Regions from separate parts of the Mus musculus genome. Here region 2 is linked to region 1. Evidence: chromatin loops called from intact Hi-C (ENCODE). Cell type or tissue: heart. All regions are shown on one strand. Each heading gives the region's core, and the rest is flanking DNA. Links, peaks and the distances in the headings are about the cores only.

Evidence for each region. Hi-C counts contacts between places; a loop is a spot of excess contacts. Peaks named below come from ENCODE experiments on the same cell type or tissue, not always from the same donor. Only the 100,000 strongest peaks of a DNase experiment are listed, where the experiment ranks them.
Region 2: a loop joins it to region 1, with 8 times the contacts of the local background. A loop is called at or near these places in 36 of 42 quality-filtered maps.

The regions. Positions count from the first base shown.
Region 1 is chr17:21,414,309-21,430,749 of GRCm38, reverse strand. It overlaps Zfp54 (zinc finger protein 54), which reads right to left and starts at 7,506. Exons shown (of 5, transcript NM_001379357.1): 1 at 7,433-7,506; 2 at 3,379-3,418; 3 at 2,922-3,013; 4 at 429-555. The coding sequence starts at 2,951. In heart, for the core only: a CTCF peak has its summit at 7,959 (motif pointing right); a DNase peak (open chromatin) is centred at 7,559; H3K4me3 peaks cover 1,289 bases; H3K27ac peaks cover 831 bases; H3K27me3 peaks cover 356 bases.
Region 2 is chr17:21,264,966-21,281,406 of GRCm38, reverse strand. It overlaps the pseudogene Vmn1r-ps149. Among named protein-coding and RNA genes, the nearest start is that of Vmn1r235, 13 kb to the right of the region's middle. In heart, for the core only: a CTCF peak has its summit at 9,140 (motif pointing left); no DNase peak of the experiment used is centred there.

The DNA of each region.
Region 1 (16,441 bases), core at 3,530-11,529:
AGAGCAGTCGGGTGCTCTAACCCACTGAGCCATCTCACCAGCCCCCTCCATGTTCTTTTCTAATGATAGAAAGTGAGTGGATATTGAGGGGAGGGGAGCATAGGAGAAACAGTGAGTAGTAGAGGGAGGGAAAACTAATCGGGATGTATTGTATAAGAATCTGTTTTCAATAAAAGGGAAAAAAGATATGGTACAAATATTACACATTACTGAGTTTCTGAATACACACTGAAACCAAACTGAAGGGGGCATGAGTCCACTAAAATGAAAACTGAAAAGAAAAAACAAACACCATGATAAAGTTTTTTTCCTACTACCAAGCATTCCCTAGTTGCCTGCTGTTTCCAAGACAGCTTAACAGAGAGTTTATGACCTATAATGACATACAAAGTATCAGTTGGGAGTTCTTTAAGCAAAAATGTTCTCACCGACATATACCAGGTTGCTGTAATTCTCCAACATCACTTCAATGTACAGAGCCCTCTGAGCAGAGTCCAGGCATTCCCACTCCTCCTGGGAGAAGTCCACAGTCACATCCCGGAATGTCAACAGACCCTAAAACAAAACAACAAAAAAATTTAATTTGAATATGTGATATATGGGAGAGTGGTTTCCTGAGTAGATAGGGACTTAAATAAATTTTGGATGTAGATGACCAAAGACAGTTACTTAGTCAGGTGATTTCTAACATAGCTACACTCCATAATACATGTTCTAACTCTGTGAAAACAGGGTTAAACAATAGTCTCACAGCATATCCATGAAACAAGACAAACATTTCAGGTCTGGACATGTCTAAGTATCTGTTATACTACTGTGTTTATGTCTCACTGCATCACAGTGCACATGTCTGAGAAGGAAAATTCATGACATGGAAATGTGCTTTGAAATGCTGTACCTGAAGATCACCCTAGAATACTGACTCTGAATCAATCCTGTCTGTACTGGGGCCTTGCATGATTCTAATCTACAATGCTCGCTTGGGATGTCCAATGTACATCATTATGGAGTTAAGAGGTAGATATGGAAGGAAGAATATATGATTGATTCATTGTGGAACAGTTTTGGCTTTTTTCCCCCACTGTAAGGAGGAGTGAATCAATACTACATACTGGCTATTTTAACATTAACATAAAAAGCAAGTAATCTATGGAATTAATTTTAAAATGTTTGAGACACTATCAAACAGATAAAAAAAAAAACTGCACCATCCTGGTGATACTGGGATGGGCAAGGACTTATTGAATAGAAAGGACACCAACAGCACAGGATTTAACCCAAGTATCAACAGGAGGGACAATATGAATGTAAAGATTCTCTCCAATAAAGGGAATTATCAGCAGGGCACACAGACACCAACAGAATGGGAGAGAATCTGTACCAGCAACACTCTGGATTGTGGCTAATATCTAGAATTCACTAACAGTTACAGAAACCAAGGAAATAAAACTGGCAATCTAAGAACACCACAGTGGACACTGAGACTTGTTGTCAGCCCATGGGCACAAGGCACACATGAAACTGTTTGAGGTATGAAGCTGTTTCTTTCTTTTTTTTTTAGATTTATTTATTATTATATGTAAGTACACTGTAGCTGTCTTTAGACACACCGGAGGAGGTCATCAGATCTCATTGTGAGTGGTTGTGAGCCACCATGTGGTTGCTGGGATTTGAACTCAGGACCTTCAGAAGAGCAGTCAGTGCTCTTACCCACTGAGCCATCTCTCCAGCCCCCGATGAAGCTGTTTCTTGTAGACTTCTTGTTCAAGTACTGTTGGAAAGCTATGTACAATTTACTCAGTGTAAGCAGGAGTCACTTATGAAAACAATATAGCATTACATACTTGCCTGTCAAAAAATAAATAAAAATAAAACTGCCAATCAACAAATGGGCAAATGAACTGAAATCAGACACTTTGAACAGAAAAAAACACAAATGGTCAATAAATGCTGTCATAGAAATGCAAAGCAAAACCACTTTAATTAGTGCCTCACCCCAGGCAGAATGGCTGTTAATCAGTCTGACAACAAATGTTAGAGAGACTGTGGAGAAAAAGATACCCTAGTCACTCTTTGGGTGAGTGTGTGTGTGTGTGTGTGTGTGTGTGTGTGTGTGTGTGTGTGTGTTGATGTTTGAAAATTAATTTAGCCATTGTAAAAATCAGTTTGGAAATTATTCAAATATTTAGAGATGGAATCATATTATTACTAGCTATTACAATTCTATGGATATATCTAGCAAAGTCCACACCCTACTCTAGAGATATTTATACCCCGTGCATACTGCTGCCTTATCCACCATAGGAAAGAATTCGAATCAATCTAATTGTTAGTCCACAGACAGATGGATAATGAAAATGGATACATATAAAATGAAATACTATTCTACTAAAGAGAAAAATATAATCAAAATTAGCAGAAAAATGGTTGGACTTAAGTATGTGTACTATTAAGTGAGGTCATATGCAGAATCTAGCCAATAACATATCTATATGAAAACAATGTACAGAGGAGCACAGCAGAACATGCAGAAAAGAAAACACAAAAAGTTTAAATATTAGGGATTGAGGTACCACTGAATGCAAGTAATGACCACCAGCTATGAAAAAGAATCTAAAGATAATTGCTTCCTAGTTCTAGTTCTGTCACATGTTTTAGTGGTGGATCAGTTCATAAAGATATATTGAAAACATAAAATCACATCCAAGGCTCCAGAGCTTCTTTCCCAATGACTACTATAACTGCATAAAAGTGTATTGAGTTGTATAGTCTTTGGGTTGGTTAATTTCAGTATGTGCTTTTGTTTGTTTGTTTCCAATATTTTTTTATGATAAAGTTAAATTATCAAAAGCAGAAAATTAAAGACTTGCAATGTCTCAAACTATAACAGTGTTAGAAAAAGAGTGCATATGAACACTGACCTGGGACAAGTTGACTGAAGAATCAGCCATTTCTTGTTGTTTCTCTTCTTTGAATTTCTCTTTGAAGAATAATGAATAGATGACAAGTGGACCTTTAATATGGAGGAGTCAAACAGGAGAAGTAAAATTAGTACTGAATGTGGATAAAGAACAATGTCGTACCACATGAAGAGATCCAAGCAACAGAATATTACCCGGTGTCTGGTAAGTGATCCCAAAGCCAGGAGAGCATTGAAAGGCATTTAAAGTGTGAAGAGAAAACCATTATCAACCATATACTGCATGCAGAAAATATTCTCTCAAAATTAAGGAGACATAAGTATATTTAACACAATTGGATTTCACAGTACATAGGATATAGTAGCAACAGGTCATAGAAAGTTACAGGTAAAGTATATACAGGAATTATCCATAAGGCAAATCAAAATAGCCACTCATAAAAAAGAAAGCAAATTACCAATTCTCTCAGAGAAGGAAGAATTCTACCAATAATCCACCTAGGAAGAACATAAAAAAAACCTATGAGCATCAAAATCTAACCCCTCTGGAAATCATCATGGAGGATCCTCAATTAAATAAACAAATCCTCCAGTTAAATAAGTCTAGCACATGACCCAGATGGTTGACTCCTTGATATATGCTCAAAGAACTATACATTCTATTCTACAGATACATGCTCTCTCATGTTCACTGCTGCTATAGTCACGATAGCTACAACTGGAAACAACGTAAATATCCTTCAACTGACAAATGGATAGTGAAAATGTGGTACATGTACACTATGGAATATTACATAGCTGTTATGAAAACTGAACTCAGATTCTCAGATAAATGGATGGACCTAGAAATGATTATACTGAGTGAGCTAAGACAGACCTAGAACGACATTGCATGTTCTGCCTCATAGAAAGTTCCTAGCTCCAACCCTTCAGATGTGAGTTCTCAACCTGAAGTAACTGCAGTAACAAGAAATATAAAAGCAGATCATGGTGGGATATGGGGGAGCAATAGACAAGCGATAATAGGGAAAAGTGATATTAAGGGGAAGAAGGAAAAACAGGAGTAGGGATTTAAGAAACAAATATAAACACAAAAAATACGATAAAATAGCGAAGGATGTCTGAAAAGTAAGAAGGAATCATATAATCCAACTATGAAAAGTGCCTGTCTGTATATACACATATATTGAGTATATAAATGAAAGCTTCCCATTTAGGTTGATAATAGTCCCTATAAGAGCCATAGATTTTTTTTAAAAAATAAAACTACCAATACCAAGCTCCTTTTAGATTATTGGTCACAGTTGTTTAAGAGATTTCCAAAACATTATAGGCTATTGATTTTGCCTTTGGTTCTCTCCCAGCAGTAGATAGTGAGGCCCCATTGTTAAAGATGCTATCAGATTCATATACAGAATCCAGGTCTCAAGTTAGATCTGACATTAAATGGTCCTCCCTGGGGACTAGCTTTCATGGTACTAGAAGGCAACATGCAAGCTTCCAAAGGAGAGAGCTTACCAACAGTCCTACCCAGCAATGACACCAATGAACCATAACAATGATCTGTACTGCATTATATCGCAAGGATGCAAGAGTGGCACACATACCTTGGCAGTAACCAACAGCTTCGAATCGGACCTAAGACCTCAATAAGTGGGAAATCACACCTAGTACTGGAAACCTAGACAGTTTTCCCCAGGGCTTACCAAGTCATGGACCTTGGAGGAGAAGCTACAACCAATAATTTACTAAGCCAGCATAATCCCAAATAGCAGTACTCTATATATTCATCATAATTTTCATATGTAAATGGTCTCTCATCTTTCATCAAGGAAAGGTCTTTTTGGAACACATGGAGATTATACAGAAAATCACAACCAGTCAAAATGCAGAGTTGTGATGCTCAGCCACAGCTTACACATAAACAACACAAGTCCAGTATCTAAGGTTTAGGGATCACTGAGAAGGGATGGCAGCAGAAGAGTGCATTTTAACAGCAAGAGGAACAGGATATTTGTGCTAAGACTGTGTCTCTTAGAAATGTCAGAAAAGGGGCTGGTGAGATGGCTCAGTGGGTAAGAGTACCCGACTGCTCTCCCAAAAGTCAGGAGTTCAAATCCCAGCAACCACATGGTGGCTCACAACCATCTGTAACGAGATCTGACTCCCTCTTCTGGAGTGTCTGAGGACAGCTACAGTGTACTTACATATAATAAATAAATAAATAAATCTTTTAAAAAAAAGAAATGTCAGAAAAGCTACATTCTTGAAATCTTACAAACATGACTGTCTAAACATAAGCTGAACAAGGGCAACACCAAGAGACATGCTGATAAGGCAGGGAGAAAAATCACTAGACCTCGATTCTAGTCAAACACTAAAGAATTCTGAGAATTGGAGAAACAGTCTTCCCCAGAGATAGTCCACCATGTGGCTCTCCAATACATCCCTGAAAACATACAGACTGAGTAGACTGTATTTTTATGTTTAGGAACTCACACAATCATACAACAATAACTAAAAGAAAATTATTAAAAATCATAAATGCCTATGTAAATTGAAGATTTTGCATCATCTACATCAAAGTGATTAGAATGGTTTTATACCATTTTCTATTATTTATACTCACATAAATAACATTTAAAATGGGGTGGAGAGATAGCTCAACAGTTAGCTGTGCCTGTTGTTCTTGCTCCAAAAATCATTAAACACTACATCTAGAGATTAATTTTCATCATTTTATAATACATTAAAATTGCTGAAACGAAAACCATTTCTGAAGATCTGATCAGTGATGTGTATGGAATAAGGACAGCATCACTCACATGTACAATCAAGTAAAAGTTTATTGCCTCCTAGTATCAATTCTTCTGTAGAAAGTCTTCTCATCTCTATATTAGGATAATCCTGAGGAGATTTTTCTCAGTGGAAGTCTCTAGAATTATTTCTAGTGAAACAGAATGTGGCAAAACTGATCTCATGGCCCACTTCCACATTTACCTGAACCCCTTGCCTTCCCTTGACCAATCCCCCAACATACCTGGATCCTTAGCTACTGTCTCCTCCCTGTCCACCTTCCAGGTCTGTGTTCTGTTCCACAGGTGAGCTGATCTGGATGATCAGTGAGCCTGTACTTGGATTCCTAGCACAGTACTGTGCTCAGTCAATAAAGAGGAACAAAACTGAAGACTGTACAATGATCCCCCAAATGCCATTCAGTGTCAGAATATTGAAAAATATTTAGAAAACATTTTCAGTTAGTCTAGCGTGAACCTCACTTCCAATCACAGCTTCTTGAAAACTTATGGGTAGAAATGAAACTGGATGATTGGAATGAGAATAATATACACTAATAAAGTTCTGAACTTATCATGAACTGAAAATGATGGAAGCCTTTGTAGCTTGATCATGGACTTTTTTTTTCTCTCTCTCTCTCTTTCTCTTTAGGACAGCAGCTTGGCCACTTTCTGACCCAAGGGGCTGGAAATGGCAGTTATGGCCCTAAGAGAAACCTGGGGATGATGCTGGGGTAGGAGGGGAGGCTAGTCATTTCAGTGCCTCCAGGGCCTTAAAACCTGGAAATCCCTTCATTACTCAGTGTTAACAGATTACATTGTTCCAGCTTTAATGACCAAGCAATACTTCAGGACCCACTGTTCTTTTCCAGTACGTCATTTCACATGCTCCAAAGACACTATAAACACCCATCCCTCTGCCTAGCCTTCCAACTCTCTTCCCTTTCAGAGTAGCTGCCATTCTGTTTATCTGCAATATATCTCTTGCACGATGTTTGTTGTGTGGTGTGACTTTGTTGTATTGCTTTTGCTCCTGACTGCAAAGATGCCCTTGCTCTTAAAAATTCCTTACATGTTCCTTTCATTACTGATAGTTAAAACCTCTCCGTAGGTGCCAAGTTCCCAGGTATACAAAGAAATTAGTGTGGACTAATGTAAATTTCAGGAGCGTTGTCCTTTCTATCATAGCAAAATAACAAGAACAAAACAAAAACAACAACCAAACCAAACACGTTTGCCAATATTAACAGATAGTTTCAAATACTCCACTAGAGTACTTCTATAAGAAAAATTTGCCAAGAGAATAAATGGAAAAAAAATCAGTATTCATCAACTTAGTATGGTCTAAAATCTATGGGCAAGGGCAAGACATGAAGAGCAGAATTTTGAGAGCTGTCATTTTTATGAGTAGCCGAGGAAATATCTCACCCCTGTCTGATTCCTTCCCTTTCCCAGCCCCTTAGCTCCTCTAACCTGGTAGGTTACAGCCCTCCCCCACTGGGCTGTGGTTCCACCGGTTGGGCTGCTGCCTGCTGACTCTCCCAGGATGCCCCGCGCGGCACCTGAGGCTCAGGGTAGTTTTTTGCGTCCCCTTGAAACCCTTCTTGTATCCTCTGACTCCAGGTCTGCATCACAAGATTCTCCACGGTGCATGCCAGCGAGTTCCTCGAGGAAGACGTCCTTGCCACTTTTGGGTTTGGCTCCTCAGTCAACTTACCTAGGTTCACTAAAGAACAGTCCCAGCTATCACGCCACTCCTCTAATCCCAGCTCCATTCAACACACTTCCTCCACACAACACACTTCCTCCACACCCATATACTGTCCCCAACGGCTGTTTCCGGTGAGTGGCCCCACCCCCCCGGAGACAGGTCCCTCCCTATCAGTCTCAGGCTGCGGTCCACACAGTTCCAGCTGTCAAGCTTCTCTGAACCCGCTCTCCACAGACTCCCCACAAGTTTGCTGTCAGCGTAGACTAGAACTGGATCTGACAGGACGCTGCACCCGGATATCTGACCACCATACTGAGTTCTGAACCCTTCAGATAAAAGATAGCCTTACACCTCGACTTGACTACCAGCCCGTGAGCGACAAACTTATCCCAAACAATCCCAACACACAAAAATGACAAGTCAAAACCAAATCCTGAAAATTTGACTTGCGGAGAGACATTTAAAGAACTTGGATTTTGAAAAGAAATAGGTGTCTCAAGAAGTCAGTGAATTTATCTTGAGCTGCATGGCTTTCACCACTAGATGGTGGTCTTGCCATTTTCCTAATTCAGAGAGGAGTTTGTCTTCTGTGACTCAAGATAAAAGTGCTTTGAGATAAAACAGACTGTACTAACCCAGCATAATCCCAAAGAATAAACTAAACATTTTCTCTCCTGCCCACGAATAAGCTTAGTCTTCACCCCTTATCAAGAAACTTTTCTCTACTACAGAGACCACTGTAAAAAACTACAGTAATCACAATGCAGAGTTGTGATCATTATGGGGTAGGTCATTATGAATGTTTTGTCTACATTGCCCACTATAATAACTATGATCACCTTGTCTCTGGTGATTCGATGCTGCCACCTGGCCTTTGTTACCTTGGGGCAAAATTAAATCCATTACATTTAATTCATTCAATTGAGTAGCAGTATCTCCAACCCTAAGGTCTGGCACAAGGAAAAGGGCAAGAACAAAACTCTTCAAATGTGCTGTTGCCCCTCTCGCCAGTTTTTGTCCAGAGATACTAAGAGCAACAAGCCAGGCAAATCAGTTTTCTTATTTCCCTCCAAATTGTAGAAAACTTCGTGTACAGGGTCACCTAATTCACACCAGTCACAGTTGATGAATCAAGATAATCAAAGGCATTTGCATATAGTTTCCACCACTGGCCTCCTATATTCTCCAAGCTCCCAGGGGAGAAAGTATCTGGAGAAATTTCAGGAGTTGAAGGTGCCTAGTGAATTAGAAGATGCTGACAAATTATTAAACGGATTCCAGATTCTTAAGACATTCATTCTTATACTTCTGCTCCTCTAGAACCAATCCTGGTACCAACTTGTGTCTTAGTTAGGATTCTCTAGAGTCACATAACTTATGGAATATCTCTATATACATTAAGGGGATTTATTGTAATGACTTACAGTCTGTAGTCCAACTAACCCAACAATGGGAAGCTGTGAATGGGAAGTCCAAGATTCTAATAGTTGCTCAGTCCCATGAAGCTAGTTGTTTAAGCTGGTCTTCTATGGAAGTAGGTTTCAACAGATATGCTGGTGAGTGGTTGAAGAAGAGTGAATCTTCCTTCTTCCAGTGTCCTTATGTAGCCCTCTAGTAGAAGGTGTGGCCCAGATTAAAGGTGTGTACTACCACGCCTGGATCTGGGACTTGCTTTGTTCCAGGCCTAGAACTCTGCCTGCTTCAGTGTCCTGGAATTAAAGGTGGATACTACCTTGCCTGGACCTAAGATTTTCATGGCCACTATGCCTCAAGATCTCCATTTTGAAGATCCAGGTCAGAAACCTGTCTTCCAGCTTCAAGATCTGGATCACAGGTGTGCATTCCATTTCTGAATTGTAGCTCATTCCAGATGTAATCAAGTTGACAACCAGAAATAGCCATCACAGAGGTCAAACATGGCCCTGGGATGGAGAAAAAGAGAATAAATTTTTGCAACTAGGCCAGCACCTCGTCATCTAGGGCTCGGAGTCCATGGACACCGCCAAAGTCCCCAGAGGACTCTCCTCTCAATCTTAGGATCACTGGTGAGTGGAACAAAACATCTGTGCCAATCCAATCGCACAAGACCTGAGACAGCAGAAGGGAAACATAAAACTAGTTTGACCAGGGGCACAAGTCCGTTCTGGCTGGCACCAGCACCGAGTTGGCGGACATGCCCTCAGTCCCCAGAGGACTCTCCACGCTATCTTAGGATCACTGACCAGACAGCTTTATGGTCCTCAAAGGAGATACCACTTCCAGGCACTATAACACACCTAGGATCTTAGGACAACAGGATCCCAGGATAACAGGAGCTGGGTCACACCACCAGTATTTCAGGGTCTCAGCGGAAGCTTGACTGGCAAAAAAACTCTGACACAGCCAGAATCTCAGGTTCACAGGAGCCCACAATAAAAATATCACAGAGAAAGCTGGACTCTGAGCCGTCCTGAATCAACTGGGGTTATAGGAACGACAGGCTCCAATCAGATATATTAAGGGCAGCAAGCACTTGAGATAATCAGATGGCAGGAGGCAAGCATAAGAACAGAAGCAAAAGAAACCAAGGTTACTTGGCATCATCAGAACCAAACTCTCCCACCTTAGCAAGTCCTGGATACACCATCACACCAGAAAAACAAGACATGGATCTAAATTCACTTCTCATGATGATGATGGAGGACTTTAAGAGGGAAATACAGGAAAACACAGGTAAACAGAAGCCTTTAAAGAGAAAACACAAAAATCCCTTAGAGAGTTACAGGAAAACACTAACAAACAGGTGATGGAATTGAAAAAAAAAAAAACCATCCAGGATTTAAAAATGGAAGTAGAAACAATAAAGAAAACCCAAAGGGAGCCAACTCCGGAGATAGAAACCCTGGGAAAGAAATCAGGAACCATAGATTTGAGAATCAGCAACAGAATACAAGAGATGATAGAGAGAATATCAGGTGCAGAAGATTCCACAGAGAACATGGACACAACAACAATCAAAGAAAATGCAAAATGCAAAAAGATCCTAACTCAAAACATCCAGGGAATCCAGGACACAGTGAGAAGACCAAACCTATGGATAATAGGAGTAGATGAGTTACAGGAAGACACTACGAAACAGGTGATAGAATTGAACAAAACTATCCAGGATCTAAAAATGGAAGTAGAAACAATAAAGAAAACCCAAAGGGAGACAACTCTGGAGATAGAAACCCTAGGAAAGAAATCAGGAACCATAGATGCGAGCATCAGCAACAGAATACAAGAGATGGAAGAGAAAATATCAGGTGCAGAAGATTCCATAGAGAACATGAACACAACAATGAAAGAAAATGAAAAATGCAAAAGAAATCCTAACTCAAAACATCCAGGAAATCCAGGACACAATGAGAAGACCAAACCTATGGTTAATAGGAGTAGATGGATATGAAGGGTTTCAACTTAAAGGACCAGCAAATATCTTCAACAAAATCATAGAAGAAAACTTCACATACCTAAAGAAAGAGATGCCCATGAACATACAAGAAGCCTACAGAACTCCAAATAGACTGGACCAGAAAAGAAATTCCTCCTGACACATAATAATCAGAACAACAAATGCACTAAATAAAGAGAAAATATTAAAAGCAGTAAGGGGAAAAGGTCAAGTAACATATAACGGCAGGCCTATTAGAATTACTCCAGACTTCTCACCAGAGACTATGAAAGCCAGAAGATCCTGGACAGATGTTATACAGACACTAAGAGAACACAAATGCCAGCCCAGGCTACTATAGCCAGCAAAACTCTCAATTACCATAGATGGAGAAACCAAAGTATTCCATGACAAAACCAAATTCACACAATATCTTTCCATGAATCCAATCCTTCAAAGGATAATAATGGGAAAACATCAATACAAGGACAGAAACTATGCCCTAGAAAAAGCAATAAAGTAATCCTTTAACAAACCTAAAAGAAGACAGCCACAAGAACAGAATCATACCCCTAACAATAAAAATGACAGGAAGCAACAATTACTTTTCCTTAATATGTCTGAATATCAATGGACTCAATTCCCCAATAAAAAGATATAGATTAACAGACTGGCTACACAAACAGGACACATTTTGCTGCATACAGGAAACCCATCTCAGGGAAAAAGACAGACACTACTTCAGAGTGAAAGATGGAAAACAATTTTCCAAGCAAATGGTCTGAAGAAACAAGCTGGAGTAACCATTCTAATATCGAATAAAATTGACTTCCAACCCAAAGTTATCAAAAAAGACAAGAGGGGCACTTCATACACATCAAAGGTAAAATCCTCCATGAGGAACTCTCAATTCTGAATATCTATGCTCCAAATGCAAGGGCAGCCACATTCATTAAAGAAACTTAGTAAAGCTCAAAGCACACATTGCACCTCACACAATAATAATGGGAGACTTCAACACCCCATTTTTATCAATGGACAGATCGTGGAAACAGAAACTAAACAGACACAGTGAAACTAACAGAAGTTATGAAACAAATGGATTTAACAGATAACAGAACATTTTATCCTAAAACAAAAGGATACACCTTCTTCTCAGCACCTCATGGTACCTTCTCCAAAACTGACCCTATAATTGGTCACAAAACAGGCCTTAACAGATACAAAAGTATTGAAATTGTCCCATGCATTCTATCTGATCACCATGGACTAAGGCTGATCTTCAATAACAACATAAATATTAGAAAGCCAACATTCACATGGAAACTGAACAGCACTCTCCTCAACGATATCTTGGTTAAGGAAGAAATAAAGAAATTAAAGACTTTTTACAGTTTAATGAAAATGAAGCCACATCATACCCAAACTTATGGGACACAATGAAAGCATTCCTGAGAGGAAAACTCATAACTCTGAGTGCCTCCAAAAAGATACTAGAGAGAGCATACACTAGCAGCTTGACAGTACACCTAAAAGCTCTAGAACAAAAGGAAGGAAATTCACCTAAAAGGAGTAGACAGCAGGAAATAATCAAACTCAGGGCCGAAATCAACCAAGCAGAAACAAAAAGAACTATTCAAAGAACCAACCAAACCAGGAGCTGGTTCTTTGAGAAAATCAACAAGATAGATAAACCCTTAGCCAGACTTACTAGAGGGCACAGGGAAATCATCCTAATTAACAAAATCATAAATGAAAAGGGAGACATAACAACAGATCCTGAAGAAATCCAAAACACCATCAGATCCTTCTACAACAGGCTATACTCAAAAAAAAACTAGAGAACCTGGATGAAATGGGCAAGTTTCTAGACAGATACCAGGTACCAAAGTTAAATCAAGATCAGGTTAATGATCTAAACACTCCTATATCCCCTAAAGAAATAGAAGCAGTCATTAATAGTCTCCCAACCAAAAAAAGCCCAGGACCATATGGGTTTAGTGCAGATTTCTATCAGACCTTCAAAGAAGACCTAATTCCAGTTCTTCTCAAACTATTCCAGAAAAGAGAAACAGAAAGGTACTCTACCCAATTCATTCTATGAAGCCACAATTACTCTGATACCTAAACCACATAAAGATCCAGCAAAGATAGAGAACTTCAGACCAATTTCCCTTATGAATATTGATGCAAAAATACTCAATAAAATCCCCATAAACTGAATCCAAGAACACACCAAAATGATCATCCATCATGGCCAAGTAGGCTTCATCTCAGGGATGCATGGATGGTTTAATATACAGAAATCCATCAACGTAATCCAGTATATATACAAACTCAAAGACAAAAATCTCTTTACACGCTGAGAGAGCATTTGACAAAATCCAACACCCCTTCATGATAAAAGTCATGAAAAGTTCAGGAATTCAAGGCCCATATCTAAACATAATAAAAACAATCTACAGCAAACCAGTAGCCAACATCAAAGTACATGGAAAGAAGCTGGAAACAATTACACTAAAATCGGGGACTAGACAAGGCTGCCCACTTTCTCCCTACCTACTCAATATAGTACTTGAACTCCTAGCCAGAGCAATTCGATAACAAAAAGAGATCAAGAGGATATAAATTGGAAAGGAAAAAGTCAAAATATCACTATTTGCCGATGATATGATAGTATATATAAGTTATCCTAAAAATTCCACCAGAGAACTCCTAAGCCTTATAAACAGCTTCAGTACAGTACCTGGATATAAAATTAACTCAAACAAATCAGTAGCCTTTCTCTACACAAAGAATAAACAGGATGAGAAAGAAATTAGGGAAACAGCACCCTTCACAATAGTCACAAAAAATATAAAATAACTTGGTGTGATTCTAAGGAGGTGAAAGATCTGTATGACAAGAACTTCAATTTTCTGAAGAAAGAAATTGAAGAAGATCTCAGAGGATTGAAAGATCTCCCATGCTCATGGATTGGCAGGATGAATATAATAAAAATGGCTATCCTGCCAAAAGCAATCTATAGATTCAGTGCAATCCCCATCAAAACTCCAACTCAATTCTTCACTGAGTTAGAAAGGGCAATTTGCAAATTCATCTGAAATAACAAAAAACCTAGGATAGCAAAAACTCTTCTCAAGGATAAGAGAACCTCTGGTGCAATCACCATGCCTGACCTAAAGCTGTACTCCAGAGTAATTGTGATAAAAACTGCATGGTACTGGTATAGCAACAGACAAGTAGACCAATGGAATAGAATTGAAGACCCAGAAATGAATCCACTTACGTATGGTCACTTGATCTTTGACAAGGGAGATAAAACCATCCAGTGGAAAAAAGACAGCATTTTCAACATAATGGTGCTGGCACAACTGGCGGTATTATGTAGAAGAATGCGAATTGATCCATTCCTATCTCCCTGTACTAAGGTCAAGTCTAAGTGGATTAAGGAACTCCACATAAAACCATAGACACTGAAACTTATAGAGGAGAAAGTGGGGGAAACCCCTCAAAGATATGGGCACAGGGGAAAATTCCTGAACAGAACAGCAATTCTTGTGGTGTAAGATTGAGAATTGACAAATGGGACCTCATAAAATTGCAAAGCTTCTGTAAGGCAAAAGGCACTCTCAATAAGACAAAAAGGCAACCAACAGATTGAGAAAGGATCTTTACCAATCCTAAATAGATAGAGGACTAATATCCAATATATATAAAGAACTCAAGAAGATGGACTCCAGAAACCCCATTAAAGTGGGGTACAGAGCTAAACAAAGAATTCTCAACTGAGGAATATCGAATGGACGAGAAGCACCTGAAAAAATGTTCAACATCCTTAATCATCAGGGAAATTCAAATCAAAACAACCCTGAGATTCCACCTCACATCAGTCAGAATGGCTAAGATCAAAAATTCATGTGACAGCATTTGCCTGGGAGGATGTGGAGAAAGAAGAACACTCCTCCATTCTTTGTGGAATTGCAAGCTGGTACAACCACTCTGGAAATCAGTCTGGCAGTTCCTCAGAAAATTTGGTATAGTACTACAGGAGGATCCCCCAATACCTCTCCTGGGCATATATCCAGAAGATGTTGCAACTGGTAATAAGAACACATGCTCCACTATGTTCATAGCAGCCTTATTTATAATAGCCAGAAGCTGGAAAGAACCCCGATGTCCCTCAACAGAGGAATGGATACAGAAACTGTGGTATATTTACACAATGGAGTAATATTCAGCTATTAAAAGCAATGAATGTATGAAATTTCTAGACAAATGGATGGATCTGGAGGATATCATCTTGAGTGAGGTAATCCAATTACAGAAGAACTCACATGATATGCTCTCACTTATAAGTGGATTTTAGCCGGGAAACTTAGAATACCCAAGATACAATTTGCAAAACACATGAAACTCAAGAAGAAGGATGAGCAAAGTGTGGACAATTATCCCCTTCTTAGAATTGGCAACAAAATACCCATGGAAGGAGTTAAAGAGACCTAGTTTGGAGATGATACCAAAGGATGGACCATCCAAACACTTTTCCACCCGGGGTCTATCCCATAATCTGCCACCAAACGCAGACACTATTGCATACGCCAGCAAGATTTTGCTGAAAGGATCCTGATATAGCTGTCTCTTGTGAGGCTAAGCCAGTTCCTGGCAAACACAGAAGTGAACTTTCACAGTCAGCTATTGGATAGAACACAGGGCCCCCAATGGAGGTGCTAGAGAAAGTACCCAAGGAGCTGAAGCAGTCTGAAACCCTATAGGTAGAACAATATGAACTAACCAATATCCCCCAGAGCTTGTGTCTCTAGCTGCAGTTTTAGCAGAAGATGGCCTAGTCGGCCATTATTGGGAAGAGAGGCCCCTTGGTCTTGCAAATTTTGTATGCCCCAGTTCAGGGGAACAACAGGGCCAAGAAGTGGGAGTTGGTGGGTAAGGGAGCGGGGGTGGGAGAGGTTACAGGGGACTTTCGGGATAGCACTTGAAATGTAAATGAAGTAAATGCCTAATAAAAAAATTGGAGGAAAAAAAAAATAGACACCTTTGCTGCAGATGAACGTTTTTACACAAGGTAACCTTGGTGAAATAAGAAAGTACACTAAGGTGAGAAAGACTGGACCTCTGTCCAAAAAGGGATTTTTATCTTCCTTTTCAGGACATAGAGGGCTACACAGTTTTGGTTTCTGTCACGGTATACAATTAAGAGTGGGTCCATTATTGAGAATTTAGCAGTTTCTCCAGATACAATGACTGCCCTTTTTTTCCATCTGCATTTTTTAGTGTCTTTAGCTTTCAGTTTTATAATTTCTATTTGGATTCTTTTTGTAACTTTTTCATCTTCAGAAGATATCACATTTGTTTTGAACAGAATTCAGAATTGTGTATGATATAATTTTTATAATAGTTTAAAATTTTAAATTAATTTTTTCTTTATGGTTAATTAAAAAATATTAGTATATAATTTCCCTTCTTTCTTATCTCTGACCAGTCACACTTTCTCTGCTTCCTCTCAAATTCACAGGTTTTTAAATTGTCAAGAACGCATATACAAATGAATAAATATATAATTACAACCAGAAAAATTTTTATTG
Region 2 (16,441 bases), core at 5,195-13,194, 150 kb after region 1:
AATTGAAGAGATAATATTGCCCCTCTGATGGCTATAATTGTGCTATGTGTGTGCAATGAAGCTGATGGTTGTCTGAGATGTTCTGCACACAAATCTTAGTTTACCTTCCTTATTTTAGTGGGTATCATTATATTTGATAGAAATTCAGTTTGTAGTCCCAGTAGCAATGGAGGAGTGTTCCTCTTTCTCTGCATCCTCAACAATCCAACATGTTTTGTCACCTGAGATTTTGTTCTTAGTCATTCTAATTGGTTTAAGTTGGAATATCAGGGTTGTTTTGATTTACATTTCTCTGACCAATAAGAACTTTTAACATTTCACTAGGTGCTTCTCAGTTATTTGAGATTCTTCTGTTTTGAATTCTCTGTTTAGTTTTATACTCCATTTTTTGATTGGTGTGTTTGTTTTTGGGGGGTTTAACTTCTTTAGTTCTCTCTATATTTTGGATATTAACCCATTATCAGATGTGATGTTAGTGAAGACTTTTTCCCAACCTGCAGATAGCTGAATTGTCTTACTAACTATGACCTTTCACTTGCAGAAACTTTCCCATTTTGTGGGGTCCCATTTATCAATTCTTGATTTTAGAGCTTGAGCCAATGGAGTTCTGTTTAGGAAATCTCCCCCTGTGCCAATGAGTTCAAGGAACTTTACCACTTTCTCTTCTAATAGATTCAGTGTATCTGGTTTTTTGTTGAGATCCTTGATCCACCTGGACTTTACTTTTGTGCAAAGTGACAATTATTGTTGTATTTTTATTTTTTTATATACAGGCAGGCAATTATTCCAACACCCTTTACTGAAGAATAAAATTGAAGAACCAGAAATGAATCCACACACCTATGGTCACTTGATCTTTGACAAGGGAGCTAAAACTATCCAGTGGAAAAAAGTCAGCATCTTCAACAAATGGTGCTGGCACAACTGGCAGTTATCATGTAGAAGAATACGAATTGATCCATTCTTATCTCCTTGTACTAAGGTCAAGTCTAAGTGGATCAAGAAACTCTACATAAAACCAGAGACACTGAAACTTATAGAGGAGAAAGTAGGGTTGAGCCTCAAAGATATGAGCACAGGGGAAAAATTCCTGAATAGAATAGCAATGGCTTGTGTTGTAAGATCCAGAATTGACAAATGGGACCTCATAAAATTGCAAAGCTTCTGTAAGGCAAAAGACACTGTCAATAAGACAAAAAGGACACCAACAGATTGGGAAAGGATCTTTACCAATCCTAAATCAGATAGGGGACTAATATCCAATATATATAAAGAACTCAAGTAGGTGGACTCCAGAAAATCAAATAACCCCATTAAAAATGGGGCTCAGAGCTAAACAAAGAATTCTCACCTGAGGAACACTGAATGGCTGAGAAGCACCTGAAAAAATGTTCAACATCCTTAATCATCAGGGAAGTGCAAATCAAAACATCCCTGAGATTCCACCTCACACCAGTCAGAATGGCTAAGTTCAAAATTTCAGGTGACAGTAGATGCTGGTGAGGATGTGGAGAAAGAGGAACACTCCTCAATTGTTGGTGGGATTGCAAGCTTGTACAACCACTCTGGTAATCAGTCTGGCGGTTCCTCAGAAAATTTTACATATTACTACCAGAGGATCCCACAATACCTCTCCTGGGCATATATCCAGAAGATGTTCCAATTTGTAATAAGGACACATGCTCCACTATGTTCATAGCAGCCTCATTTATAATAGCCAGAACCTTGAAAGAACGCAGATGTCCCTCAACAGATGAATGGATACAGAAAATGTGGTACATCTACATAATGCACTACTACTCAGCTATTAAAAACAATGAATTTATGAAATTCCTAGGCAAATGGATGGATCTGGAGGGTATCTTCCTGAGTGAGGTAACCCAAACACAAAAGAACTCACATGATATATACTCACTGATAAGTGGATTTTAGCCCAGATACTTAGAATACCCAAGATATAAGATACAATTTTCGAAACACATGAAACTCAAGAAGAACGAAGACCAAAGTTGGACACTTTGCCCCTTCTTAGAATTGGGAACAAAATACACATGGAAGGAGTTAAAGAAACAAAGTTTGGAGCTGAGATGAAAGGATGGACCATCTAGAGATTGCCATACCCGGGAATCCATCCCATAATCAGCCTCCAAACACTGACACCATTGCATACACTAGCAAGATTTTGCTTAAAGGACCCTGATATAGCTGTCTCTTGTGAGGCTATTCTTGGGCCTAGCAAACACAGAAGTGGATGCTCACAGTCAGCTATTGGATGGATCACAAGGCCCCCAATGTAGGAATGCTAGAGAAAGTACCCAAGGAGCTAAATGGATTTGCAACCCTATAGGTGGAACAACAATATGAACTAACCAGTACTCCCCCGGAGCTGGTGTCTTTAGCTGCATATGTATCAGAAGATGGCCGAGCCGGCCATCAGTGGAAAGAGAGGCCCATTGGTCTTGCAAACTTTATATGCCTAAGTACAGGGGAACAACAGGGCAAGAAGTGGGAGTGAGGGGGGTGGAGAGCATGGGGGACTTTTGGGATAACATTGGAAATGTAAATGAAGAAAATACCTAATTTTAAAAAAAGGAAAAAAAAAAGAGAATATCACAGAAAAAAAAAAAGACAACTAGATCAAAAGGATACAATTTGTAAAGAATGTCAGATCATCATTATCTATAGATGATATTACCACATACATAACTGACCATAAGAATTCCACCAGAGAATTACTACAGCTCATAATCACTTTCCACAGCAAAGTAGTCAAACACAAAATTAATTCACAAAAATCAGTGTCCCTATTATATACAAATGGCATAGGGACTGAGAAAAAAATTCAGGAAACAATACCTTTTACAATAACCTCAAATAATATAATAAATCTTTGGATAAGTCTAACTAAGCAAGTGACAGACATGTACAAATTAAAATAGAAAATCTTTGATAAAAGGAATTTCAGAAGATAGAAGATCTCCCATGAACCTGGATTGGCAGAATTACCATAGTAAAGATAACAATCCTATCCAAAAGCTATATACACATAATATATAATGCAACTCTTTAAAATTTCAACACTGTTTTTATAGACCTTGAAATGAAATTTCTCAACTTCATATGGAAAAACAAAACTCAAGACTAACTACAATTCTTAAAAAAATCAAAGAACTGCTTGAGGTCTTTTATTCCCAATTTTAAGTTGTCCTACAGAGGAATGGTAATAAAAATCATGTGGAATTTGGTGTAAATACAGACATGTTGGCCAATGGAATAGAAGTGAAGATGAGACATAATTTCATACATATATGGACACTATTGCATTTTTATTTTAAAAAAAAGCAAGGCAAAGCTACTAAAAAATGTTAGCAGCTTCAACAAATGGTGCTTGTCAAATGGATGACTTAATGTAGAAGAATGCAGTAGCTTCATACTTATTACTCTCCACAAAACTCAAATACATGCAGATCAAAGATCTGAACATAAAACCAGATATTCTTAGCCTGATAGAAGGGAAATTAGAAAATAGCCTTCATCATAGTGACAAAGAAGACATGTGTCTGAACTGAACACCAATATTGTAAGCACTAAGATGGACAGTTCATAAATTTGACCTTATAAAACATAAATTTTCTGTAAGGCAAAGGACACCAAAATTTGAAAAAGGCTGAAGACTACCAAATGGGAAAGGATTTTTACCTACTCCTGATCTGAGGAAGTCTTAAAAGAGTGCAAGAATAATGTAGACCCCAGCAAATACAATTAAAAATATGTTGGAGATAAAAGATGAATTCTGAATAAATGGGTGTGAATGCAAATGGCTGAGGAACAAACACTTATAAGTGTTCATCTACCTCAGCTGTCATGGAGATGAAAATCACAATTAGTGTGATATCCCATCCTATATCTGTCAGAGTGTCTAAGACAACTCATGATAGAGAGGATATAGAGCAAGGGGAACACTCCCTAAGAGATGGTCAGAATGAAAATGAGTGTATCCACTGTGGGGCTGCTGGGTGTTGGGGGAGGGAGGGAGGAGGGAGAGAGCCCATGTCTGGCCAAAGTTCCTGTGCTCTGGGCAGATGGACATGGGAGGACTGCCGGAAGCTTTCCACTTGGCCCCAGGTGGGCATCTAAGTCACTGACCCCACACAGTGGGGGGTGGACAAGGGGTAGCCCCTGATACCAGGGGCCTCAGGGCGGCACCCTTGGCCCTGGTGTTATGGGAAATAGTGCAGGAAGAGAGAGGTTCCCATGCAGGCAAGAGTCTTTAGTCCAGTCAGTGGCTGGAGCACAGGAAGGCCTTCTGATGGGAGATTAGGCACAGCTCCTTAGGAGAAAGCTTATCCCATCATCCAAGTACAGTGGGCCTTGATGAACAGAGACAGTCTATGGTTTTAGAGCTTTATTTTAAAAAGGGAGGGGAAAGCGCGAGGATGGAAAGAGAGAGAGAGAGAGAGACCGGCCATGGCCAAGAGGAGAGAAGGGGGAAAGGGGGAGAAAGAAGAAAGGCTAGAGTGTAAGAAAGAGAGAGTAAGAGATAGAGAAAGAGGGAGAGAGTAAGGAAAGTAAAAGTTTAAGAGACTGAGGAGAGAGAGTAAGAGAGTGAGGAAGGGCCAAGCAGCCCCTCTTATGTTATCTTGTTATCTTATGTTATCTTGTTATCTTGTCATCTTATGCTTGTTATCTTGTTGTTGCTAGGTATGTGACTACTAGCCATGATTTCCCTGTTGGGGGGTGTGGGGGTGGTAACTTCAACAGGAACCAGAAGTCCAGGAGACATGAGGGAACAACTTCTGTCCCATGTAGGTGAATTATCACCACTGGGTTTCACCAGGGTTGACAGCCTCAGCTCGACTGGAGACCAGCCTGTCTGTACATAGCTCATTGCCCCACATATCCACTATAAAAATTAATATTATGTTTCCTTAGAAAGTTGGGAACAGCCAGGGCCCTTAAGTCTGGAGCCACTTCTGCAACCCTTTATTATTATTTTTTTTATAATCTCACATTTTCTATGGTAATGTATGGATGATAGAGGTAAGCACTTTCAGATGCTGGCGAGGATGTGGAGAAAGGGGAACACTCCTCCTTTGCTGGTGGGATTGCAAGCTTGTACAACCACTCTAGAAATCAGTCTGGCGGTTCCTCAGAAAATTGGACATAATACTACCAGAAGATCCAGCAATACCTCTCCTGGGCATATAGCCAGAAGATGTTCCAACTGGTAATAAGGACACATGCTCCACTCCACTATGTTCATAGCAGCTTTATTTATAATAGCCAGAAGTTGGAAAGAACCCAGATGTCCCTCAACAGATGAATGTATACTGAAAATGTGGTACATTTACACAATGGAGTACTACTCACCTATTAAAAACAATGAATTTATGAAATTCTTGGGCAAATGGAAGTATCTGGAGGATATCATCCTGAGTGAGGTAACCCAATCACAAAAGAACTCACTTGATATGCACTCACTGATAAATGGATATTAGCCCAGAAACTTAGAATACCCAAGATACAATTTGCAAAACACAAGAAAATCAAGAAGAAGGGAGACCAATGTGTGGATACTTCATTCCTCCTTAGAATAGGGAACAAAATACCCATGGAAGGAGTTACAGAGACAAAATTTGGAGCTAAGAGTTAAGGATGTACCATCCAGAGACTACCCCACCCGGGGATCCATCCCATAATCAGCCACCAAACACAGACACTATTGCATATGCCAGCAAGATTTTGCTGAAAAGACCCTGATATAGCTGTCTCGTTTGAGGCTATACCAGTGCCTGTCAAATATACAGAAGTGGATACTCACAGTCAGCTATTGGATGGAACACAGGACCCCCAATGGAGGAGCTAGAGAAAATACCCAAGGAGCTGAAGGTGTCTGCAACCCTATAGGTGGAACAACAATATGAACTAACCAGTACCTTGTGTCTCTAGCTGCATATGTAGCAGAAGATGGCCTAGTAGGTCATCACTGGGAAGAGAGGCCCCTTGTTCTTGCAAACTTTATATGCCCCAGTACAGGGGAATGCCAGGGCCAAGAAGTAGGTGTGGGTGAGTAGGTGAGCCGGGGGGGAGGGTATAGGGGACTTTCAGGATAGCATTTGAAACGTAAATGAAGAAAATATCTAATAAAAAATTGAAAAAAATAAAAAAGAGGTAAGCATTTTCACACTGGGCCACTTCTTTGGCATTTAAAACACTTATTTCAAATTTTATTCAGTAATTAGTTTGTATATTCATTCATGTATTCATGTTTTTGGAAACAGGACTCATCCGGCATGTAGGATACCCTAAAATTTTTTTAAATAAACAGGCTAGTCTTATTCTTTAGCCACTTTGTCTGCCTTCTTTAGGCTAGATTATGGGCACTTCTCTTTGGTAACCTGCAGAGTACCTTCTTGCCCCCAACACTATAGTAGCTGGGGAGAAGGCTCCATGTACACGATTCTCCATGTTGAATGAGTTGTATAGATGTTGTCCTTGTCAATGGGTCTTTGCTATCAGTTTACTTATCTTATATAGCCATCATGAAACTTTTTAATTTAATTTTTTCTTATTCACTTTACATCCTGCCCACTGTCCCCCTCCCAGTCACCCTCTCCCATGCTCTTTTCCCCTTCCCCTTCACTTCTCCTATGAGCAGGTGGGACCCCCCTTAGATATCTCTCCTCAACCATGGTACTTCCAGTCTCTGTTGGACTAGGCACATACTCCCCACTGAGGTCATCCAGGCAAGGCAGTTCATCTAGTAGAACATATCCCACATACAGGCAAGAGCTTTTGGGATAGACCTGTTCCATTTGTTCAGAACCCACATGAAGGTCAAGCTGCATATGTGCACATATGACTCAGAAGGCCTGGGTACAGCCTCTGTTTGTTGTTTGGTTTGTGCTTCAGACTTTGAGAGCCCCAAGGGTTCAGGTTAGTTGACTCTGTTGGTCTTCCTGTGGAATTCCTATCCCCTTCAGAGCTAGCAATCCTTCTTCTTATTCTGCAAGAAGCCCCAAGCTCTGTTCCCTGTTTTCCTGTGGTGTCTGTATCTGTCTGAGTCAGCTGCTGGGTGATGCCTAGCAGATGACAACTTGCTACTGACTGCAAGCATATCAGAATATCATTAACAGTGTTAGCAATTGGTGCTAACCCATAGGATGGGCCAGTTATTAGTTGGCCATTCCCTCACTCTCTGATCCCTCCCCATTACCTACACTATTTGTAGACAGGATAATTTCTGCTTTAAAGGTTTTGTGGTTGGGTTGGTGTCACTATCACCCCATTGGGGTTCATATCTGGGTTCTGGAGGTGACCTCTTCAGGTTCTGTTTCCCCAATGTAGTCACAGCAGCAGTCACTCCCAGTGATTCTTGTGCAGAGCAGTTGGGCCCAAAACTCAATAGCTCCACCCTTGTTCTTAGATGCTGGGGGAGAGGGGGTTGTATAACAATTCTTGGCTTATCACCCATTCTTGATTTTCTTATTTCTACTCAGTGTACTGATCTGGTATTTGAAAGACTTTCTGACAGAGAGACCAGGGTTCTTTCTCCCTCAGCTACAGAGCTTTATAATTGTCTTATGTAATAGTTTTTATATAGCAAAGATTGGCTTCAAACCGACTACAGGGCCAAAAATAACCTTGAACTTCTAATCCATATGCCTCAATTCTTTGAATTCTGAGAATGCAGGCATGTGTCAATATATATTATTCATGCAACATTAAAGAGAGTGCCCAGGGTTTGTGATTTTAGCCAAGGACTCTCCTCAATTGAATACAGCTAGAGAACTCCTGCCTAATACTAATCAAGAGACCATCCAACTCAGCTGTTTATTCCACAACAGATTTTATAGTTGCAACAAGTTATTTGCCATGAGGTCCTCTACAGTCCCCTTTTTAAAAAATATATTTTGTGCGTGTGTATTGTCAGGAATGTCTATACTGCTTGTACTTAGGACCATCTGGGTCACATGTGAAAAACAAACAAACAAAACAGGAACTCAGGCAAGTGTGCTTGCTTAGACCAGTCATCTTACCGGGTGGAATGCTGAGGCAGGTTGATTATTGGACTTTGGAATTTCAAATCAACCTAAATTGCAGAGCTGTTGTTCAAAAACAATTCAAAACTCTGTAGGGCAGGATCAGTAGAAAGATATCCTATTATTCTTTGATTGGGTCTTTTCATATTTTCCTAAATTTCTTGGGTGTTTTGTATTAGAATCTTTTTAGATCTGGTATTTTCTTTGATCCATGTATCAAATTCTATTGTATTTTCTATGCCTGAGATTCTCTCTTCCATCTCTTGTACTCTGTGCATGATGCTTGTATTTGTAATTCCTATTCTCTTTCATAGATTTTCTGTCTTCAAATTTGCCTCCATTTTGTGTTTTCTTTATGGCTTCTTTTTCCATCTTTAAATCCTGAACATCTCCTTCATTTCCTTCACCTGTTTGATTGTATTTTATTTATTACTTTAAGGAGTTTAATTGTCTCCTCTTTAAGGGATTCTACATGTTTGATTGTACTTTTCTCTATTTCTATAAAGGATTTATTTCCTTTTTAAAGGCTTTTATCATCTTCATAAGATGAGATTTAAACTCTTGCTCTTCAGGTGTGTTAAGATATTTAGGGTTTGCTCTAGTAAGAGAGCTGGGTTCTGATGGTGCCATTTTGGACTGGCTTCTGTTAATTATGTTCTTGCCCATGCCTTTAACAATCTGGTTGTCCCTGTAAGTAGCAGGCTTTTGGTACTGTTTGCTCTGGGTATGAGCAGCATCCATGCAACCCCGCCCCGCTGCAGAGTCAGGCATAACTGTGCGTTGAGAAATGGAGTGCTGTTTCAAGTTTACAGGTAGAGCTATGGACTGGAAGGAAGATGGAACTCTAAAAGGACTGGGCAGACCTCAGGGCTGCTAGGCTCGCTGGGGTCACAGATGTCTGAGGATTGGGGCCTAGGTGTTTCTCCTGGGTAAGAGCAGACTTCCCAGGAGCCAGGCAGAGCTGTGGGCCTGGACCTGCGAGTGGTGAGACTGCAGATAGAGGTGCAGGCTGGAAGGAAAATGCTGCTTTGATGGAGCAGGTCTATAACCACCTTGGAGTTTACAGAAACAGCCTGTGATAGCCACCTTGTGGCGAATTCTGAAATTACAAACTTGAAATTTTCTGACACCTGTTGAAACCCAATTATTGTTGTTCCTCCTATGGGGCTGCAAGCTCCTTCAGCTCCTTTGGTCCTTTCTCTAGCTCCTCCATTGGGATAAGATAGGGGATATTCGGAAGGGAAACCAGGAAAGGGGATAGCATTTGAAATATAAATAAAGAAAATATCTAATAATAAAAATGAAACCTATTTATTAACCTGCTGTCCAATATTAATTGGGACTCCAGTTACTCAAAGATATAAAATAGTCCTGGAACACTGAATACACACAGATATCTGTGGGATCAGTCTGAGAGTAGTGTAGGAAACATAATAGTCCCATAATAAAATAAGAATAGTTTATATAGGTACATGCTGAAAAGAGGGCTTGCATGGAGCACTCATTTGTTTACATAACTAAATTACTGCTTTCCTTGTAGAGATATCTTTCTCATTCCCAGGAGGACGTCAAGATCTGACTTTTACTTCTTTTATAAGCTGGAAAAGTATTAAAAACATGAAAAAGTAATGAATGCCAATTATCATCAGTGGGTCTGAATTTCTCTAGGACATTGACTCTCCAGGACAAATTAGGCTAGTAAGACATTACTGGAAACTCAAGTTATCCTCAGACAAGGCTAATATCCTTCATTTGACTTAATAGTGAAATTGACATCTGGGGTCAAAATGTTTATGTAAGTTCTACTCAGACCTTTAATACTGTAAAATGGGTTTTTTTCTGGAACCAATCATAAATGTGCTAAAGAATAAAAAGGCTAATTTGTTGATTGATTGATTGATTGATTGATTTTTCATAATAAGGGTCAGCCAGTTGTAGGAGATCAAGAACATTTTTTTTTCTCAAGCTATCACTAGTCCCCTTAGAGCTATTACCGACAACCTCTGTGTTTGAGCCAAAATCTAAATTTCTCTCAGCTTAAATTTTTGAAATGCAGTTGCTTAGACCACTAGCTTCCAATAATCTCTCTAAGGAAAACAATCACCAAATATCATTTGAAACCTATAGCAGATATGTTTGCTTTGCTAAATGACTTTCCCAGAAATGTATCTGGCTAATATAAATGCAACTGTCTAATGAAAACTGTTTGCCCCAGAATGCTTCTTGTTTGTGTGACCTGCACCATCATCAAAAGCAACACAGGGAGGAAAGGTTTCTTTAATCTTACAGCTTACAGTCCATCCTGGAGGAAAGCCAGGCTAGGAATGAATCTAGAGGCAGGAATTGAAGCAGAGACCTTAGTAGAACTCTGCTTACTCCCTTGCTCTTGCTGTCTTGTTTCTTCTTTCCTAATGATTCTAGCTTGTGTCAAGTTTACAGTTATAACACCAACACCCCCACAAAACACCAACCTCTACCAAAAAGCAGCACACTATTCTAATTTCAAGCCTGTACTGAAATAAGAAGAGCTGTGATGATTAGAAGGAGGGAAAAACTATAATCAGGATATATTGTATGAGAAAAGTCTCTTATCTTCAATAAAAGAACAACAACAACAACAACAAAAGAGATGGCTTTTTCTAAGCTTCAAGACTAGCTCTACCATTTTCAAAGCATTTGTAAAGGAAGCTAGCCAGGAGATGTGCAGGGGAGGAAGTCACATAACTCAAGCTAGCCTTACAGATGCCAAGTACCTAAGGGTAGTTTAGAACTCCTAACTCAATTACCTCAACTTTTGAAGATCTGAGATAATTCCAAAACATGTGCCACCGACTCTAATTTATAGTCCCTAATATTCCTAATAATTGACAACACTTTATATAATAAACTTTTACATACAAATCAAAATGTTTTATAATAAAGTCTATAAGTAGATAGCACATATCCAAAATGAAATGACAATTTAAAACCTAGATTAAATATTTTAGACAATTTGAAGAGTCTTTTTTTTTTTTTTTTTTGAGTAGGATTGTGGTTCAATCGACCAAAGTTTCTTGCTCATGTTTTCTATTGACACCCTGTATAGGGCATGAAGTTTCAAGTCACAAGGTATTCTCTCCATCTTTAACAGAAAACAGCTCCATGATCCTCTGCATAGATATGTGAGGACAAAGGCAGTATGATTTCCAAGAATGGATTCAGAAACTTTTAATTAAAATAAATTTGATTTGAGTTTATGAAAAAAAAAAGAGATGGCTTTTTCTAAGCTTCAAGACTAGCTCTACCATTTTCAAAGCATTTGTAAAGGAAGCTAGCCAGGAGATGTGGTGAAGTGAAGACTTCAGTTTCTCTTACAGAATGCTTAGTTAGTTTGATTCTGTGAAGCAATGGGGAGGCTCTCAAAAAACTGTATTCTAGTTCTTGGGCAACTTATGCCTTCCTCTGTCCTATTCAGGCTTCAACATATTTGTGGAATACAGGGATACACAGAATACACAATACACTTGAAATTAAATAACCAAATGAACTTTGAAAAGAAAATTATTTTGATGTAAATAGTCTTGAGATTGGAGTCATTTTCTTTTTCTTTCTCTTCTTTCTTTTTTCTTTCTTTTTTGATTTTTTTGTTTGTTTTTTGAGACAGGGTTTCTCTGTGCCATCCTGGCTGTCCTGGAACTCACTCTATAGACCAGACTGGCCTTGAACTCAGAAATCCACCTGCCTCTGGCTCCCAAGTGCTGGGATTAAAGGTGTGCACCACCACTGCCCAGCTGGAATCATTTTCAATTGAACATTTTGTAGTTTGGTTGACATAATAAATGTTGCCTCCATCCTATACTTCCATGTAGGGTCCTCTGGTTCTGAAGTCTATGATCAGACAATGCAGTGGACAGAATGCAGTTCATGGATCTTGCAATGGGGTTGGTCTACTTATCACAGACTCTAGTTGGAATACTTGGGAATTTTTCTCTTATTTTCTACTCTGCCCTCCTTTCACAACATCTAGATTAAAATCCACAGATTTGATTCTGAAGTATCTGATTGTGGTCAACACCTTGTTCATACTACTAAAGGAGTATGTCAAAGATTGGCTTTGATGGTGGAATAGGGTAAACCAGGACAGGAAGCAAAGTGGCATTGGCAAGGTTCAGTCCAGATACTGACAAGGGCTGCTCCCTATGGCAGCCAGTGATTAGAGAAGAGAAAGGGAAGAAACCAAACACAAAAGCACACAAACAGAATGGTTGAAGCAAGTTCAAAAGATTTTTTCTTAATCCAATTTTATACCCTTTAAGATGAAGTTTTTTCTATTAGGAAGAAAATTACCTCATAGCCACAAGTGACACATATTCTAGAAATAGTTATCACAAGAACATAACATATTCTTTTTTATTAGATATATTCTTTATTTACATTTCAAATGTTATCTCCTTTCTCAGTTCCCCCTGAAACTCCCTATCCCCTTCCTCCTCCCCCTGCTTCTGAGGATGTTCCCCCACCCACCCATCCACCCAAACCCACTTCCTGCCCTGGCATTCCCCTACACTGGGGCATTGAACTTTCACAGGACCAAGGGCCTCTTTTCCCATTGATGCCAAAGTCATCCTCTGCTAGATTTGCAGCTGGAGCCCTGGGTTCCTCCATGTGTACTCTTTGGTTGGTGGTTTAGTCCCTGGGTGCTCTAGGGGTATTGTTGGTTGACATTCTTTTTCTTCCTATGGGATTGCAAACCCTTTCAGCTCCTTCAGTCCTTTCTCTAACACCTCCATTGAGTGCTCCGTACTCATTCCAATGGTTGACTGTGAGCACACAACTCTGTATTTGTCAGGCCTTGGCAGAGCCATTCAGGAGACAGCTATATCAGCATCCTGTCAGCTAGTACTCCTTGGCATCCACAATAGTGTCTGGGTTTGATGGCTGTATATAGGATGGATCCCCAGTCAAGGCAGTGTCTGGATGGCCTTTCCTTCAGTCTCTGTTCCACACTTTGTCTACATATTTCCTCCTGTGAGTATTTTGGCCCTCTTCTAAGAAGTTTCAAAGCACCCACACTTTGGTCTACCTTCTTTTTGAGCTTCAAGTGGTCTGTGAATTGTATTATGGGTATTCTGAGCTTTGGGGCTAACATCCACTTATCAGTGAGTGCATACCAAAGGTATTCTTTTGTGACTATGTTATCTCACTCAGGATGCTATTTTCAAATTCCGTTCTTTTGCCTAAGAAGTTCATGAAGTCCTTGTTTTTCATAGCTGAGTAGTACTACATTGGGTAAATGCACGGTACTTTCTGTATAAATTCATCTATTGAAAGACATTTGGGTTCTTTTCAGCTTCTGGCTATAATAAATAAGGCTGTTATGAACATAGTGAATCATGTGTCCTTGTTATATGTAGGTGCATCTTTTGTATATATGCCCAGGAGTGGTATAGCTGGGTCCTTAGGTAAAATTATTTCCTGTTTCCTGAGGAACTGCCAGGCTGATTTCCAGAGTGGTTATACCAGCTTGCAAACCCACCAGCAATGGAGGACTGTTCCTCTCTCTCCACATCCTTGCCAGCATCTGCTATCAAAGGAGTTTTTGATCTTAGCCATTCTGATTGGTGGGAGGTAGAATCTTGGGGTCATTTTGATTAGCATTTCCCTGATGACTAAGGATGTTGAATTTTTCTTTAGGTGCTTCTCAGCAATTTGAGTTTCTTCAGTTAAGAATTCTCTGGTTAGCTCTGTTCTGCATTTTTAATAGGGTTACTTGGTTCTCTGGAGTCTAACTTCTTAAGTTCTTGGTATATATTGGATACTAGCCCTCTATCAGATGTAAGATTGATAAAGATCTTTTCTCAATCTGTTGGTTGCCTTTTTGTCTTATTGACAGTGTCCTTTGCCTTACAGAAGCTTTGCAATTTTATGAGGTCTCATTTGTCAATTCTTGATCTTAATGCATATGCCATTGGTATTCTGTTCAGGAAAATTTCCCAGGTGCCCATGTGTTCTAGATTTTTCCCCACTTTCTCTTCTAGATTCAGTATATCTGGTTTTATCTGTAGATCCTTGATCCACATGGACTTGAGCTTTGTACAGTGAGATAAGAATGGATCAATTCACATTCTTCTACATGCTAACTGCCAGTTGAGCCAGCACCATTTGTTAAAAATGCTCTCTTGTTTCCACTGGATGGTTTTAGCTCCTTTGTCAAAGATCAAGTGACAATAGGTGTGTGGGTCCATTTCTGAGTCTTCAATTCTATTCCACTGATCTACCTGCCTGTCATTATACCAGCACCATTCAGTTTTTATCACTATTGCTCTGCAATACAGCTTGAGGTCAGGGATGGTGATTTCCCCAGAAATTATTTTATTATTAACAATAGTTTTGGCTATTCTGGTTTTTTTTTTTGCCTTCCCAGATAAATTTCAGAATTGTTTTTTCCATGTCTTTGAAGATGTGTTGGGATTTTGATGGGGATTGCATTGAACCTGTAGGTTGCCTTTGGTAGGATGTCCATTTTTAGTATCTTAATTCTGTCAATCCATGAGCATTGGAGATCTCTAGATTTTCCAAGATCTTCTTTGATTTCTTTCTTGAGAGACTTGAAGTTATTATCATACATGTCTTTCACTTGACTGGTTAGAGTTACCTCAAGATATTTTATATTATTTGTGGCTATTGTGAAGGGAGTTGTTTCCCTAATTTCTTTTTTAGCCCGTATATCATTTGTATAAAGGAAAGCTACTGATTTATTTGATTAATTGATTTTTCTGATTTTACTGATTGATTTTATATCTGGCTACTTTGCTGAAGTTGTTAATCAGCTGGACAAGTTCTCTGGTAGAAGTTTGTATCTCTTATGTATACTATCATATCACCTGCAAATAGTGATACCTTTATTTCTTCTTCTTTCCATTCTGATTATTCTTAGACTTGGTCTTTTCATTGTGTCCTGAATTTCCTGGATGCTATGGGTTATGAGATTTTTATGTTTTGAATTTTCTTTGACAGTTGTGTTAATATGTTCTACAATATCTTCTACACCTGAGATTCTCTCTTCTATCTCTTCTATTCTTTTGGTGATATTTGCATCTGTAATTCCTGAGCCCTTTCCTTGTTTTTTCATTTTCAGGTTTGGCTCCATCCATGTTTTCTTTATTGTTTCTACTTCAACTTTTCATTCTTGAACTGCTTTATTCAATTCCTTGTTTGATTATATTTTCCCGTATTTCATTAAGGGATTTATATTTTTTTTCCTCTTTAAGGGCTTCTACCTGTTTATGTGTGTTTTCCTGTATTTCTTTCAGTGAGTTATTTATATCCTCATTAAAATACTATTATTTTCATGAGATAGGATTTTAGGTCTGCTTTCTGAGTTTCAGGTGTGTTGGTGTATTCAGGGCTTGCTGTGGTGGGAGAACTGGGTTTTGATGATGCCCACATATATTGGCTTCTGTTGCCTATGGTCTTGCACTTGCCTCTCACCATTTGGTTATCCCTGGTGTTTGCTGGTCTGTGTGACTCTGGAATTGTCCCTGAATTTCTTCAGGTTTCACGGTAGGCCTATCTATGGCCCTGGCTGTAGCAAACCATCTGTGGGGCCTTTCAACTCGGTGCTCTTCAGAGAGGCAGAGAAACTGCTGATCTGTTGCCCTGGCTGCAGTAGATCTCCTGGGATGCCTTCAGACTGTTTGGTCTTCAGAAGAGCAGTCAAGCTGCTGTCCTGTGTGAAGGTGTTCTCCAAAGGGGCCTAAGAACTGTGGTTTCTGTTTCCCTGTGTTCAGCAGAACTCCCTGGAGGCTTTCAGTCTGTCAGTTGCCCTGCATGCCACAGAACCCCCAGGAAATCTTCAGACTGTGGGGCCTGTTGCTCAGTTGCACTGAGTGTAGCAGATCTTCTGGCATGCCTCAGGCTGTGATGTCAGTGGCCAGACTTCTCAAAGTGTAGGAGATCTTTGGGATGAATCAGGATATGGTGTCTTCAGGGGAACAGTCTGTCCCAGCAGAAAGGACTGGGAGGAAAGGTAGTGGTATTCGGTTGGGGTTTTGGTGGGTGATGAGTCCAAAGTCCACTGGGCTCCCAGTGGCAGCTCTGGAACTTGGGATGGGGACAGGGGGTTCTTACCAACTTCTCTGAGGGCAGCTGATCTTCTTGGATGACTCAGGATATGGTGTCCTCAGGGGAGCAGATTGGCAAGCAGTCTATCCCATCAGAAAGCAGAAGAGCAGGCTGTTCTTGTCTTAAAGAGTCTACTTGAAGCTAAGGTAAAGAGATTAATAGCAATTGCATCAACAAAGGAATTCTTGGAAAAAGCCCAGAGATTTTGTTCTTATGAAGAGTGGGATTTTTGTTGTTATTATTGTTTTTGGTTTTTTACAGTTAAATATCTCATATCTTCTGTTCACTTAATTTTT